Linked DNA regions of Homo sapiens: region 2 is linked to region 1. The links are chromatin loops, found by intact Hi-C in ENCODE. Cell type or tissue: ascending aorta. All regions are shown on one strand.

Region 1 (2,500 bases):
GAGCTCCGTTCCTTAGTCATTCCTGGGGGTCTCTGGTTTGCCTTGGGCACCACCTGGATTCCCCTCCTGCCAGGGGTGCATCTGAGGGAGTGCTGCTGGGATTTCCTTCTGTGGGGATCTAGCCCCAGTGCCTTTGCTCCAGACCCTCTCTCCTTTGCAGGCCCCCCATATAGTCTTCTGTGGAACATCCCATCCCATTGTTCATGTCCTTTTCCCTGTCGTTCTCATGGTGTGAATTTAAGGTCCCATGGGGAGAGGTCAGAGTCATGGTGTCCTCTTTGCCTCTGTGGTCCTGAACTAGTCATTTCCCCTCCCAAAGCACTTGCTCCCCTGGGTCTATATCAAAGAGGTGGATGATATCATCATCAGGTCTACTAATTGCAATGATCATCAAAACTATTTCATGCAGATTTTCCCAAAATGAATTTGACCTTGAATACTCCCCCACTTTCCCCTTTAATTTTTCAGTAGAGCTTCTCAGGGATTGTTTAGGAAGGACTGGGACTACAGCTCTTCAATGCTGACACCCTATACATCTGTATGCTCTTTAAGGCAAGATCCCCAGAGACCTTTTTGTAATCCTCACCACAAGGAACATAAAAGTTGGCCATAGCCATGATTGCTTCTAGATTGACAGAGAGCACAGCAAGCTCTGCTGTCACCACGTGGCTCTTGTTAATCTGTACCCATCTATCTGCCTAGCAAACACTTGTACTGTAACCTTCATGGGTGCCCATGGGGGTTTTAACAGCTGTGGAGCTTTTTGTTTCTCATGCATTTGTGCAGCCATTTGCTGCCCCAAGTATGGGGAGATGCTGTTCATAGCAGTTTAGCAGCAGTAAAGGGCTGTCTGGTTGAGCACTTTCACGCCAGGGCCGTTTTTAGCATCTTTAGCAATCTTTGCCTGGTACTCTCAGGTGGAGGAGGGGAGACAACCACTTATATCCCTCCCCTGAGCACGTTTCCCTGTCTGTAAAATGGGTATAAGGATATGCAAATCATAGGGTTTCCGTAAACATCAAATGCTATAACAAATACATGGAGAACAGCATATAGCACACTGTAAGCAGTTATTTCGCACTTTTCTCAACTTAAAAAGCTCATCACCCTTAGGTCCCCGCCCCCTCCTACACATCACTGACATCCAGTGGCAGATCTGGGTAACTACAGGTGTGAGTACCCAAAGCTCCAGCCTCTTCCGTGCCCAGTGGACCTCGTTTCAGGGATTGTGGGGTGTCTTCTAAGTAGTGTTAGCCAAGACCTGCCTCTGATTTTCCAGGCACTTCCATATTTATCATCTAATTTCATCCCCACCTCAACCTTTAATGGTGAATAGCTTACAATGACAAAGGGAGGATCATAGCTAGTTGTGGGGCAGGACTGAGGCCTGCCCTCGATGGTAAATTCCTTGAGGTCAGGGAATTTGTCTGTCTCATTTCCCACGACATCATCCCTGTACCTATGGCGCTGCTTGGCACACAGTAAGTGCTCAGTAAATATCTGTAGAAGCAATGACAATTTTAGGAAACCCCAATCTGTGCCAGTCCCCCTCCAGTTTAGAAGTCCATATGGTGAAGGGACTTGCTCCAAGTGACAAGTGGCAACCTGCTCCAGGAATAAACTTACAAGGAAGCCCCTCCCTCTCTCCTCCCAATGTGTTTTCAAGTGGACAAAAGGTATTTAGCAGGGGTGTTCTTAACCTTCCACTCCCCTTATCTGGAAAGGAGTCTGCCTGTGTCCTCTGTCCATTTTCTCCAGGCCCTTTCCCATCCCCCAGAAAAGGTCACACCAGACTGGGGTAGGGAAAGAAGCAAAAATGGAAGCTGCAGAGGCGTGTGGGCTGGACTGGGGAGAGTGCTTCTCTGGGGGAGGGTTGCAAAGCATCCAGGATTATAAAGAAAAGCAAGAGAATAAGTGTAGGAGGGCAGCTACCTGGGAAGAGGGGAGGGTATTGGGGGCCATCCCCAGGGTTTCAAAGGTGGCATCATGTTCTGTTTCTTAAGCTAGCTGGTGGGGCCATGAGAGTTTCTCATTATTGTTTACACTGAACATATTTGTTATAAACACTCTCTGTAGAATATAAAAAATTTTCATAAAAAATATTTTAAAAGAGATATAGGAGAAGCTGATGTCAGTAAATGCAGTAGAGGGCAGAGAGAAAAGGCGGATTTTAAGCAGTTTTTCTGTGGATTTGGTGGTTCTTGATAACTTCTGAGAAATATTAGGTGGAAGTCTGAGTTATTCTGATGTTATTTCTGATTGTTGGGCCATGTCTTGACCTTGGCATGCTCCAGGACTAACACACAGGGTCCTGGCTTTACAGCCCTTACTTTGGCTTGACTTTGAAATGGATTGACATGGCGGAGAGGCTCTTGATTGATAGAAGCAGAATTAAGAAACCGTTGCGTCCTGGAGGGCTGAGTAATCCTGCACAGTGCTTTACTTCTCTGGGTTCCTTGTGTTACGTGGGTAAATGATGCTCTGCGCCTCACTTTCCTCT
Region 2 (2,500 bases), 74 kb after region 1:
TCTATCTGTCACCCAGGCTGGAGTGTTGTGGTGTGATCTTGGCTCACTGCAACCTCTGCCTCAACCTTCAGAGTAGCTGGGATTACAAGTGTGCACCACCACGCCCAGCTAAATTTTTTGTATTTTTAGTAGAGACGGAGTTTCTCCGTGTTGGCCAGGCTGGTCTGCAACTCCTGACCTCAACTGATTCGCCTGCCTCGGCCTCCCAAAGTGCTGGGATTACAGGCGTGAGCCACCGTGCCTGGCCCTCGTCTCTCCATTTTCATACTTGTCCTTCTTATAATCCATTATTCAAGAAGCAATCAGAGTAATTTTTCCAAAATGTAAATCTCATCATATCTTTTCCTTGCTCAGAATTTTCTAGCAGCTCTCTACTGTACCAAGAATCAAAAACTAAACTTATTTTGGCCCTAACTTTGTTCAATAAGTATTTGTTAAATAAATGAACACACAGTCGACATGTATTTATTGAGTACATTTTATCGACCAGGCTCAGTCAAGGCACATTTTTAGCTTCTGTCACACTTATGTCACCGTTGGAAGGAAAACTTCATCTTTATTCCTGATAGTTATTTCCATGGGAAGGGAGCCCCATTAGTGTTCTTGTGAGCCATCTTGCCCCTTTGGTCACAGGTAGTGGTATGAGTTACATGAATGGTAAACTGAGGAAGAATATGGTTATTCTCGGTTGAGTCTCAATTTTCTTCTTCTTGGCAGTTGGCAACTTTTTTTTATGTTCCTCCAGGAGCTGGCTTATCCTCTGCCTCATCCAACGTGGCCTATCACCAGGTGGGTCAGTCTGCCTAATTCTGGGTCCAATTATCAAGCCTATTTAGCTGTTACACTAAGCTAAATTATTCATTATCAATAATAAACATGGTATTTTAGCTTTCATCTGCTATCTTCCATTTATTTCTCAACACGCTTAGGACTTAGGTAGAGAAGGGTTGCTACTTATTGGGCTGCCTCAAAGACCTCAGATACCCTTGCAAAACAGGAGAAGCCAGTTGCATAAAGCCTGGTGCAGAGCTGCTGGCAACCCAAGGGTATAGCAATCTGGGACTCGAGAAGTGAAAGCTGTAATAGTGCAGTTGCCGCCTGAGCAAGGATCATGTGGGACTCACAGTGAAAACTGAAGTACAAATTTAGCAGCCGCATTTAGCCCAGAAGAATGTCTTCAGGAATGAATCACGAAGGGAATGTTGTCATTTGTGCAAAGAGACAGAGGGTTATAAGGGAAAAGGTGGCTAGAGAGTCTCATTTATGTTTATGAAAACAGATGGCCTTTTTGAAAAACAGAAAGCCAAAACAAAAGCATCATTTATTCCAGGAGTTTAGAGATTTTTCTATTGACATCACATAAAAAACCCATCTCTTAAGCTTTTTAACCCCCTGGGGAATTCATAAATAGCACTTCTTAAAATAAAAGCAAAATGAGTTTTCATAAAGATGTAAGTTACATAAGACTACCTTGGTCTCCCCGCCCCCACAGCTTATCCTCCCTTTGTCTGTTCTTTGCCCGGGTGCTTCTAAAAACCAACACTCTGCTGGGAGGGGTTTGCAAGAGGTGGCAAAGGTGAAACGTTGTACATGATGCTCTCGGGGGAGAGATGTACTGACTCATACCTCCCTATGTCTCAGATACCCCTACAGCAAGTGAAAGACTGGGCTGGAATTTTGATTTTGTTTCCTCACTATCTTTAATTTTTTTTTCTTCAACCCATTCTTCCCTTTGTCTTCAGACTGATTTAAAATGAAAAAATCGATGCCTGTGCTTACAGCTACAGCTGTGCCTAGTGCATGTCTTTCATCGGCTCTTCCAGATCCACTGCTCTCCTTTTCCAGCCTGTTCTGTGCCCTGCAAGGCTGCTCTTTAACCACTGGGTCAACTGGGCTCTCTCTGGCTTGCAGCTGGGTTCAGCCAATGGGAGACTCTGGCAGGAGGTGTGAGGAGGTTGGGAGAAGAATGAGGTTAGGGTTTCTATTCTCCAGATGACCTCCCTGCTGGGAAATTGCTGTGTTGCTATGTAGGAAGGCACGACTCCTTTGGGCAGCCTTTTGCTACAGCTATCATATTGCTACACCTCTCTCTAAGTTGCAGGAACTTCTCCTTCACCTTGCTCATCAGGTCTAGGAGTGACAGCTCCCAGCTGTTGTTAGCCTCAGGGTACTTTGCCAACCTTAGTGGTTGTCCTTAATCCTGCTCATACTTTTAAAATAATCCCTTCACTACACTCTCCTCAGCTACCCCATATGACAATGCCACTGTTTCTTGCCAGGATCCTAAGTAATATACTATCTATCTCTATATCAATATCTCTATCTATACATCTGTCTTTATTTGACTTCAAATAGAGCTCTATTTCTTTCTTTGCTGTCCCCATCAGACTTCTTGAACAAATACCCTAGAAAGTTTGAGTTCAGCAGGGCATATTGGACCGTCAAACCTGGTGTTAACTAGTACAGGTTTTTTAGAGGTTAATTTGCCAAAGTATAGCAA

What was found. Hi-C counts contacts between places; a loop is a spot of excess contacts. Peaks named below come from ENCODE experiments on the same cell type or tissue, not always from the same donor. Only the 100,000 strongest peaks of a DNase experiment are listed, where the experiment ranks them.
Region 2: a loop joins it to region 1, with 2.2 times the contacts of the local background. A loop is called at or near these places in 1 of 110 quality-filtered maps.

The regions. Positions count from the first base shown.
Region 1 is chr11:79,099,145-79,101,644 of GRCh38, forward strand. The region is part of intron 4 of TENM4 (teneurin transmembrane protein 4); the gene reads right to left. Among named protein-coding and RNA genes, the nearest start is that of TENM4-AS1, 7.1 kb to the left of the region's middle. RefSeq lists a silencer at 940-1,234. In ascending aorta, a CTCF peak has its summit at 1,146 (motif pointing left); a DNase peak (open chromatin) is centred at 1,144.
Region 2 is chr11:79,172,694-79,175,193 of GRCh38, forward strand. All of the region lies in intron 3 of TENM4 (teneurin transmembrane protein 4), which reads right to left. Among named protein-coding and RNA genes, the nearest start is that of TENM4-AS1, 81 kb to the left of the region's middle. In ascending aorta, a CTCF peak has its summit at 1,023; a DNase peak (open chromatin) is centred at 1,078; H3K4me3 peaks cover 1,033 bases; H3K27ac peaks cover 1,884 bases.